Regions from separate parts of the Homo sapiens genome. Here region 2 is linked to region 1. The links are chromatin loops, found by intact Hi-C in ENCODE. Cell type or tissue: endothelial cell of umbilical vein. All regions are shown on one strand. Links, peaks and the distances in the headings refer to the core of each region. The heading gives the core; the rest is flanking DNA. Region 1 overlaps BTBD16 (BTB domain containing 16). Region 2 overlaps HTRA1 (HtrA serine peptidase 1).

What was found. Hi-C counts contacts between places; a loop is a spot of excess contacts. Peaks named below come from ENCODE experiments on the same cell type or tissue, not always from the same donor. Only the 100,000 strongest peaks of a DNase experiment are listed, where the experiment ranks them.
Region 2: it touches region 1 in a loop (6-fold over the local background); 6 of 110 quality-filtered maps call a loop at or near these places.

Annotation. Positions count from the first base shown.
Region 1 is chr10:122,296,672-122,302,042 of GRCh38, reverse strand. BTBD16 (BTB domain containing 16) reads right to left here. Exons shown (of 16, transcript NM_144587.5): 8 at 4,206-4,275; 9 at 2,909-3,039. Among named protein-coding and RNA genes, the nearest start is that of BTBD16, 28 kb to the right of the region's middle. In endothelial cell of umbilical vein, for the core only: a CTCF peak has its summit at 3,108 (motif pointing left); a DNase peak (open chromatin) is centred at 3,072; H3K27ac peaks cover 782 bases.
Region 2 is chr10:122,492,791-122,498,161 of GRCh38, reverse strand. The region is part of intron 3 of HTRA1 (HtrA serine peptidase 1); the gene reads right to left. Among named protein-coding and RNA genes, the nearest start is that of HTRA1, 34 kb to the right of the region's middle. RefSeq lists an enhancer at 2,506-3,705. In endothelial cell of umbilical vein, for the core only: no CTCF peak of the experiment used is centred there; DNase peaks (open chromatin) are centred at 2,521, 3,071 and 3,791; H3K27ac peaks cover 1,904 bases.

The DNA.
Region 1 (5,371 bases), core at 175-5,174:
CCACTCCACCCCTGACCTTGGAGTCTGCATTTCCACACATCCCACTCCGGGGCCACGTGACTCCTTGGGACCACTCGGTTCTCACTATGTCCTTTTAGTTGCTGGTAGCCTTGGCCTCCATGACCAACGACGAGGGGTGCAGCACACAGGGCAAGACGTGGACTTTGGAGCCAGTGGAGGCCCTGCCCTGCCCATCGTTAGCCCTCTTATATCAGGGATAATAACTGTGACCACCACGTGGGGTGGTGGGGATAGAAAGGGAGAGTGCACATAGCACACAGCACACACCAAAATGTTAGTTGGAGAAAGGTGCATTCTGAAACAGCTGTGGGTCATGGTGCCAAATCCACCGGCCAGCAGCCTGAAACTCACAAGCACCCTAATATGAGAAGCCCTAGCCAGTGAAACTTCTAACAAGCCCCCCTCTTCCTGAACCGTTTCCCACCTCCCTCAAGCTTTAACAAAGGCAGCCACTGGAGATCAACCTCAGAAGATGTGGGCAGAGCCTGGGGAGTGGTCAGCGTGGGCACATGGCTGATGACATGCCTGAAGCCACACAGGGCTCTTTTCCCTTCAGTGATAGCCCTGGACTGTCTGTGCAGACAGCTCCTGGGGAGGGGCCGGAGGAGCAGGACCCATTTTCCACATCAGTCATGTCTGCCAAGCTGATGAGTCTAGACACTTGACACGTAATGCTCTTGACCTCTTTTTCTGCCCAGCATACGTTTGTCAGGCTTATCCCACCGCTAACCTTCCGGTTGTGGTCAGACATTTTTTTCTCCTTTCTTGGTTAATGCTGCCAGGGTGTGACAGCTCAGCCTTTCCAAGGGAGGGACAATGTTATGAAAAGTCTAAGGGATGCCATGTTTATCTTTTCCTCAACAATTGCGCAACCTTTGCTCCGCTGGGGAGTGGGGGAGCACCTGAGTGGGGAAAAGCAGAGAACACCACGGAATGACTTTAGGAGTGAGCCAGTGCCCTGGGCTGGCATGAGGCTGGGACTCCTGGAGGCTTCCTAGAGAATATGGTCTCCTTCCCTCTGTCCCAGAACTCTGTTCTACCTGCCTCCCATCTCTGTAAACGTGAGGGCATTGCATGCTACATAGCCAATTCACATCAACAGTAGAATAAATCTTTCCAAATCTAATTTCTGAAATCAGAACACTTTCCACACATACACATGAGTAAACCCTCATTTTCTAATATTCTACTAGGATTTTCAGCATAATTTAGTTTTCACTTTTGAAATTTACTCAGAGGTAATAAAATTTTGGTAACTTGGAAATGGGTACCAAGATCCTTTTAAATAGAGTCCTAAAGAGATATGACAACTAAGTGGTCCTAAACAGCACTGAAGAAAGAAAAAATGCTATAAAAGGCAGTATTGGGCAAATGACATTAAAGTATTACATCAATGTAAATTTCTTAAAGTTGATAACTGCACTATAGTTATATTTTTCAAAAATTCTTTTTCTTAGGAAATAAACACTGAAGCATGTGGAGTAAAGGAACTTAATAAACGCAAATTACTCCCTAATATTAATAGTTCAGAAAAAACAAGTGTATATGTAGATACACGTAGAGACGCAGATGATATAGCAAGCAGGGCAGAAATTGAACTCTAGGGTGATTGGCAGTACTGGGTGTAACTATATATTTTATGCATTATTGTGTATATATTCTATGCAAATATTCTTTGCATAGAATATATATTCTATGCATTATTGCATATATTCTATGCATTATATATTGTATATATTCTATGCATTATTCTTGCAACGTTAAATTTGAAATTATTTTCAAATAAAAATGTTTAAGAGACTAACACAAAATAGAAAGTTCTTTTGACTTAGTAACTTCATTTCTAGGAATTTAATGTGGGAAAGAATCTGAGATGAAGACAAATGTTGAAGGATGTTCACCAGTGTGCTATTTATATTGGTAAAACATTAGAAATAACCTAAAAAGCCCGGCATTGGGAAACATCTCCATGAATTTCTGTAAGGGAGAAGGAGCCTGGCAGGGGACAGGCATTTCAGGTAGGAGGATGGGCATGAACCAAGGCCCGGTATGGGGAGGTGTTCATCAGGGAAGTTTCAGGGGGGGCCCCGTGGCTGCACTTATGCTGTGTGAGTTGAAGGAGCCAGGTCACCAGAGGCAAAGGCTGTTGGCTAGAGATGCGATTAGAAGGGGGTCCAGACCAGAAGCAAGACAGTTAGAGGTCACCTTGGTCCAAAATAAGAGACATTGGACCTCCGATCTTGGGCTGGGGCTGCTACCCATGGAGCGAGGCCCATAGCGCTGGACTTGATTTGGAAGTAGAAATGACCTCAGGGTTGGGGTATGGTCAAAGTGGCGTCCAGGACTATCAAGGGTCTAGCTTGATCCGCTAGTCAGATGGTGGAGGAACACTGGGGGCAGGGTTGGGGTGCAGGACAGGGCAGGGGCACCGAGAGATGGCTTTTAATCTTAATTGTCAGAGAGGTCAAGCAGGCGATCAGATACGTGGGTGTAGAGTTATTCAGCAGAGGTGCCAGCGCCGGAGATGTAAGCTGATTTAGGGTGAGAGATTTCATTTTCTAAAATGAATGTGCATTGATGTTGTCAGGATTTTTTCTAAAAATTACTTAGGTAATTAAGTCTTTCATTTTTCGCACCCAGGTGAAAATACCTGAGACAGCAGGTACTCAGAGGGTTCCTACCCACAAGAAGGAGCGAGAAGGGAGCCCTCTCCCCAGCCCCACACACAGCACCCTGAGTTCCAGCCCCAGCCAAGGCTCAGCTGTCCAGGAGGGCAGGAAGCTTAAGGTGGGGGTGCAGCCTCCATCAGAGCACCTCCCTCCCCAGCCTGGCCCCTACTTTCTCCCATCCCCCTCTCAGGGGCCGCACCCTGGGAGCCAGCTCTGACCTGGGGGACTTCAGCACTTTGTGGAGCAGGTCCTGTGGGATTTTGTGGAGGTGGATCTGCGTCCCCCCTAGAGGAACCAAGTTCATTTCCAGCCACTTCTCGCAGCCGGTGGTGAGCTGCTCTTCCTTGTACTAAGACAAAAAAAAGCCAGTTGATGAAGGAAGTCCTGAGCTCTTGGCACCCTCTGCTGGCCTGAGACGACACTACACGTGTGCTCAGAGGGAGAGTCACTGCAGAGGCGCTCAAACCTTTTCTACAAAATACATGAATTACAGCAGATACCTTTTCTAAGTGTTTTCTATGCTCGAGGCGCTGCACTCAGTTGATTTAAATCAATCCTCAGCGAAAACCTATGAGGTGGGTTCACTGTTATCCCTAGGTCACCGGTGGGGAAACTGACGCTCCCAGGTTCCTGCTCTTGCCTGTCGTCACACAACTCGTAAGTGGCAGAGCCGGATGCAAACCCAGGCAACCTGACCATAGGCTTTGCCCACTAGTTCAAGTCAGTGGCTGATCATGGAGGGCCCAAGGGGTGTACCTCGCAGGAGTTCTGAGGCTATGAACACACCCAAAAAGCAGGAATTGAAGGGCAGAGAAAGTGGAAAAGGCGTCTTAGAGCCAGGGACCTTGAGAGAGCTTCAGTACACCTCGAATAGCTTCTGGGCCTGGGGTCCTTCTGCAGCCCAAGCATTGCTGAGAAATGCTGACCAGGATGCAGTTTCCACCACAAGTGGCCTTGGAATTACCAGTGGGGCGAAGGGGAGGACGCGATGATGGGAGAACTGTGGCATGCTGCTTGGTATCCCCCCCCAGGTCACTGGTGGCCATACAGAGAGAGCTGAAGTCAGGAGGCCTGGGCTTTGGACCCAGCTGGTTCCCCTGGGCAGGCTGCTGCCCTCCTTGGCTCTGTTTTCTCCTCTGAGAATGAGGTTGGATTCTATCATTTATTCCTAACCCTGACACACTGATTAGACCCAGGTGAATCTAGACCTCACAACTCCAGCAAGAATGTTCTGGAAGGTCTTCGGCTGTTTCGGTGAGAAAGGCTATGCTGCTTCTTCCCCCATCTAAGATTAAAGTCTTTCTATTTTTTTGGTGTTAAAACATCCTTTAAAAAAATAAAATGATGGTTTAAAAAAAAAAACACACAAATGTGTTCATGTGGCAAAATAAAATATTTGATGACTTCAAATAGATATTCTGGGGGGAAGTAGGCCTGGTGGGTAAAATCCCAGCATCTAGGCTGCTCCTGAAGGCCCCCCCAAGGGGCGATGTGCCCCGTCTGGGTTGTTCTCACCTTGCAGCCGGCCTCGTAGAATTTCTTGATGGTGCTTGGCTTGAGTCTGGCTATCATCACATCCACGCACCTGGAGAGAGAGAACTGCAGTTTCTGGAGGAACCCCACACTGCTTTTGGAGAAGCGGAAAGTCCCAGAGATTCTCATTCAACTCCAGGACAGCAGCAGACTTTTGAACGGAAGGGAGCCTCGCTTTAGGGGTATGGACATTTGGCCAGAGGACAAGACCAACATGGCTTGTTAGAAATAGCTCTGGGCTGGGAGATGAGGCCAGAAATCAAATCCTTCAGGAGAAAACAAAGTAACCCTATAGCAGGGAACAAGGATTATTGCTCAAAGCTGAAGTGCCACCAGGTGCTGAGATGAGGTTTGATTTTAGCCAACATAGCCATCTGGTCATCCCCCTGCCTGAGGACTGTCTTCCTGTACAGACCCTTATGGTGCCACCAGAGGGGCCTCAAGTCCCATTCCTCTCTGTGCACAAATGGAATCAAAGAGCAGCTCTCAGATGAAGGTCTCTGCGAGCTCATGACTAGGACCTGTTGATTTGGCTCACCCACCCATGAAGGATCTATTCATTGAACACATACCGTGTGCTAGGCACCTGGAGAGGTCCTTGGTGTGCAAAGAACAAAACTGATGGGCCAGTGAGGTGACATGTTAAGTCAACTTTCAGACAGATAACCACATTTGGCAGTCATGTTAAGGGTTAAAAAGTTAAAGAACAAGGTGTGATGGGAAGGCAGATGATGGAGACTTCAGCCTAGTGTGGTTAAATCAGAAAAGTGACCAGAAGTCAGAAGAGAGGCACTTAAAACCTGAAAGAGGAGGAAAAAGAACAGGCCAGGCCAGGGATTCAAAGACCAGCATTCCAAGAAGCGGAAACAGCATGTGCAAAGGCCCTGGGGCAGGAGCAGGTGCCACACTTTGAAGGAATGTCAGGGCTGGCACAGCTGCAGTGCCGTTGTTTAACACTGCTCCACACTGTCCCCTCTCTCTCCCTCTTTGACTATTGTAGTTCGTCTGGGCTCAGCTCCAGCATCACCTCCTCTTGGAAGTCTCCCTGATTGCTCCTCTCCACATAATCCCTTAGCTTTGATTTGCATGACTTCCTTCTACCTGGTTCCTTGCCTCCCTCCAAGGAGGGCATGAGCCGAGGTGAATGG
Region 2 (5,371 bases), core at 290-5,289, 200 kb before region 1:
GTGTGCAAAAACAGAGAAAGAGAGAGCACACAAATGAAAAAAATGAAAAGACTTTCCTCCTCGGTGTTTATGAACACCATCAAAATATTTAGTCTCCTTTACACTATATCAGATGTTTGCCATTTCCAATATTCCCTTACTCTTCAGTGTTTAAACCACAAAATGTCAACAGTGCCACATGGGGGCCCGACAGCTAATGACTGTATATATTCGGGGCATCCAGAGGAGGAATAATATTGTCTTGGTCAAGTCTAACTTGCGTCTCCTCCATACATCAGCGCCTTTGATGCATCCCCTTTCATCCACCAACTTCAGAGTGGCTGATGCTGCTACAACAGCATGTGGCCATGGCAGATGCTCCAGAAATATTTACAAAATCAATGAATAAGTAAATAAATGAAAGAATGAACCAGCCAGGTCTTAAAACATCCATTGGGATATTAAAATTAGGTAATAACTGGGGTTAGCCAAGGCCTGGCATTTGGGTCTGGGTAACTGACTGGGTAACGGATGCAGCCTGCTTTTCAGCTGTCTATAGGCTATAAAGCTCAGGGCTCAGGGAGGCAAAGGGAACAGCTTGTATCTCCCGGCTGTCATGGTGGACAGGGGCTCAGTCCTACTCTATTTGGTGGGCCCAGCGAACAGCACACAGCAGCCTTTCAGCATCTGCTGAACTGCCCTGAAGGCACTCTGGCTCCTCATTACCCATAACCACATAGAGCTTCTTTGAGCCCCAAATGCAGGGAAGTTGCCCAGGATGTAGCATTCTTTTCAGATTTATTTTAAAATGTTTAAAACATGTATAACCTCTTCTATATAAGAATAATTTGATATGGTCAATGAACAAAGGGCCTTTTATAATAAGTTAATTAAATATATATTTATGACATAAAATGGGAACACAGGGAAGGCCAGTGGTTTCTGTGAGCTGCCTGGTAGATAAAGCAAAGAAGGAAATACCATGAGTCACATGTTCCCATTATCAGATTCTGGTGCTTTGTTTAACCAAAGGAACTGTTAATTCGCATGTTTATTAGGATAATTAGTCCTCAATTCACCAGAAGGTCTTATTTCTCTCTTGCCACAGAAAGAGATCTGGATGGCTTTAGGAAACCAGCTACGGAACTGCATCAATGCTGCTATGATTGAGAGGTGATCGTATCATTGTGAATCTTTGTGCTTTCAGACTCTTGGGAGACTGACTACTTAAGACACTGGAGCTTTCCAGAGTATGAGTAGGAACCCCAAAGAACCAGAACCAACAAGAAATGAGACAACACACAGAGAAACTAGCTAACCAGAAACTTGTTCTGGAGGGTTCTAATAAACTCACGAGGAAATGACAGTTTGCAATTAGTCCAAGATCCAGGATCTGCAGGCTGAGCAGAAGTGGGAAATTAAGCAACTCCACCTGCAACTCTTGTCACCCAACTTGTTTCCTTGGCTGGCTCTCACTGTCCTTTCCATCTCAGCTTAGATGTCACCCCCTCAGATAAGATTCCCTGCCTACACTATCTGCTGTCTTTGCAGCCTGATACCTTCTACCCCTTCACTTGTTTGCTTCGTGCACTGTACTTATCGCCATATTTACTTTACATCACCCATTTCCCACACTAGATCTTAAGCCCCATGGCTTTGCCCACTATTGCTGCATCCTCAGCACCTAAGAAGTATTTGGCCAAGACAGATGTTCAACACACATTTATAAAATCAGGGAATTAACAAGGAATCACTAAAAGAATGAACAAACTAGACCTCGAAAGATCCATTAGGATCTCAAAATTGGATAATTGCCAAATAGCTTGGAATTCTGACAAAGTCCTTTCTACCAATGTCACAGAGAAATAGACAAAAATAAGGCCTCCCTCTGCTATTGTGACAAGATCAAAGCTTCATCTCTGCAAAAAAAAAAAAAAAAAAAAAAAAAAAAAAAGAACCCACAATCTCTGGCAAACGAAAGGGCAAACAAAATCAGCTTCTCTTCCTGCTCGCCGCGGCCACCTAGTGCTTCACCTCGCTTGGTTCTTATAAGCATTCCTGCCTCCAGCCACTTTCAGCTCCTCGAGGACAAGGTGTTAATTGCCTGCCACTGGGGCTGGGAATTTTTTTCCTGTAAAGGGCCAGGAAGCAAATATTTTTGGCTTCACGGGCCACGTGGTCTTCATCACAACTATTTAACTCTGCTGGTGTAGACTGAATGCAGCCATACACTCTACCTAAATAAGTGAGCATGACCATGTCCCAATAAAACTTTATTTACAACAACAGAGGGCCAGCTTTGGACTACTGGCTGTAGTTGGCCAACCCTGGACTCTGATACTCTGTCACACACTTGATAAACTGTCAAATGGAAGCAATTTGTATTCCCCCCTCAATGAAGAGGACAGGAGACATTCCTAAACAAATCCAGTCCCAACAACTTGGGAACTGCTTTGTCAGACCCATAAATAATAGTCTTAATCCAATTCCCTGAAAAGAGAGTGCCAGAGTGAAAAAAGGCATTACCATATTAAGAGAAAAATATAGCCAAAGAATTTCCTTGACAATCAACTAAGTTCTTGAATCCGGGCCAGAGAACACACAGGGGATCCAGTTCTGAGAGTTTGGGGAACTGAAACGTTTCCCAAGCCAGAAGGAGCTGCAATCAAGAGCTTAGGAGCCACGTCCCCACCCGCCTCTGGACAAAGCCTGGCACAAAATAAAAGCCAGCTTCTACTTCACTGTCTGGCTTCACATTCCCTCATGAAATATTGATTCCCGTCCCCCTAAAAATGGTAAAAATCAATACAGTAATAGAAGCCTCATAACGTCAACACCGTCTGTGGCATCATTAGCAAATGCAATGGTAGCCCTCAGAGTTCTCGGAGAAAAAGAAGAGACCACAAAATGCCCAGTACAGAAGGCGTTGGGGGAAAGAATCCAAAATGGAAAAACACAGAAACAAGAGGGGAGCTGGGGCAGTGCGATGTGCATTCCAGGCTCCCAGGCGCTTCCTTCATGAGGATGAGTGACAGATGACTCCAGAAGAGGGCAGCGGGTGAGCCCAGGCCCTGTGTTCTCTGATTCGCTTTTGGACGAGCTCAGGCCACTGAGTCAGCGCATCTGACCATCCGGTTGCCTGAGGAGAACCGGCGTGAGTCATGGCAAGCACCACCCCAGTCCACTCCCCGCCACTGCCATGTCCCGGGGGGCTGCCTGAACCCCCTCACTCAGCTGACTCAGGGAAGATTCACCATGCGCAGGGCCAAGTTCTGGTGGCCTGGAGAAGAGTGGCCTGCTCAGCAGCTCCCGGGACATGTAAAAGGCCCCAGGCCCCTCACCCGCAGTGACCCCCGTCTGAACTTGATGAGGATCAGGGGTGTCGGCCTTCCTTCTCACTGCACCAGCCAGCTCAGCAGTAAGAGGACCCTCTGCAAACACAGCGGCCCCAGCGCCCAGAGGGCTCCCTCTGTGGCCACTTCAAACAGGTCTGTGGGTGCCATCTGGCCCAAAGGTGGCCGTGGGGTTGGGGGGGTGGCGCAGGCCTACAGGGGAGGGAGGAAAACCACCTCACAAGCCTCAACAAGGCCGTTTCCAAATATTTACCTGGTTGTTGGCGTCAGGGAAAAGCACCCACGGGAAAGCTCACTGTTTCACCAGCGCTTTCCGTTACCAAAGACCATAGACCTGCTGTAGCCCTGACAGGACCACGTGTCCATCAAACTCCAAGCAGGCAAAGCCGGGAGGCAGGGGCATCTGCAGCCAGCCTTCTGCAGGGTCATTTCCTCATTGAATATAGGAGGGAAGCTCGATGCAGGAGCCCCGGGTGCCTTCCCCTCAATTCCATCCATGTGGCGGGTGCCCTTGCTTCCTCCGGGGCAGACAGCTGTGAACGTCCTACTCTGAACAAGGTTGCCAAGCACCTCCTACCTGAGGACCGACAGCCGGATGTGCCCCCAACCCCGCAGTCCAGCTGCAGAGATGAACTTCATTTGACAAATGAGTGAGGCGACTCTAAATTGTGATAAATAGACGAGGAGGGAAAAACCAAGAGTGGAATGCAGTTGTCCCTGGGGTGATGTGTCCCCAAAGTGAGGCAGTGGAGTTGAGGGGACTGGGGCATGGGGCGCTACCTCACACAGCGGGGTGGGGAGAGATGTCTAAGGCAGAATTTAATCAGAGGCCTGAAGGACAGGAAGGTTGGCTGCATGAGGAGCTGGAGAGGGGCGCTCCTGGGAGGGGAACAGCCAAGGCCCCAGGGGACAGCCCTGGCCTGTGGGAAGCAACCAAGGAAGGGGTGTCTGAGCAGAGCAGGTGGGGGTGGAGAAAGGAGGGGAGGAGGGGAAGGGGAGGAGGGGCAGAGAGAGTGAGGGGTGCCCAATCAGGTGGGGCCCTCAAGGTCCTGGTAAGGAGTTCAGATCTCTCTCAGAACAGCAGGAAATCTGCAAAGGCTGTATATAAGATGGGAAGGACATGATTCCAAAGATGCTTTTCTCCAAGTTTCTTAATCAGCACAGCTGGACAAATAGCTGTAGCTAAAGTAACTTTCCCTCCTACCTTCTTCAATACATCCCATTACCTCTGCCTTGTACTCCAGCCTGAAGAAACCAAACTGCTCTCTTTTTACTTTTCTCTCTCCCTGTCCCCACCCCTGCCCCAAACTGCTCAGGAAAAAAAAACCCCGCAGGGACAAAATGCCACCATTGGATGAAAGCTTGACATATGCTGCGCACAGCCAGTGGCTCATGTTAAACGCATTTGGAAAGAGTTTGTAACTGAAGCTGAACTAGTCTGCCCTCAAAGCTGCTTTCTATTAACATGTTTACACGCACACTGTCCCGACTTTCTGCAGCTGGGATTCCCTCCCCAGGCAGGCTGGCCCCAGTCGTGGGTCCCAAGGAGAGGGGAATTTCAGATTTGGGCAGAAGCACAGAAAGGGATGCCTGGCCGGGGCTGCAGGTGGACACCTTCTCACCTCCTGCTTGGAGGGAGACAGCAGGGCAGGCAAGAGGGGGCTGGTCCGTGATTGTCTCCCAAAAGCTCTTCCGGGTCCCAAGACTCAGCAGGCAAAGTGAGCGCACATGTGTCTGCTCAGCAGTGAGAAGCAGAAAAGGAGTCATTTGGTCACAAGCCCAGAAACATCTCTGGCAACTTCAAGCCACTGGAGATGTGAGGGGAGCTCCAAGAATGGGAGGAAAAGCAGATATTAAACTGGACTCACAAAGTGCAAGAACTCAGGCAGTGCTGGGGGCTCAACAGCAGGGGCTACAGCAGCTTCACCATGTTAGTCTCTGTGGGTGGCATCCAGCTTCACTTTGCGATTCCAAGGGGAGCCTCTGCTTGCCCTAACTGGGTCCTGTGTCCACTCCTTGGCCACAGAGGGTAGGACACC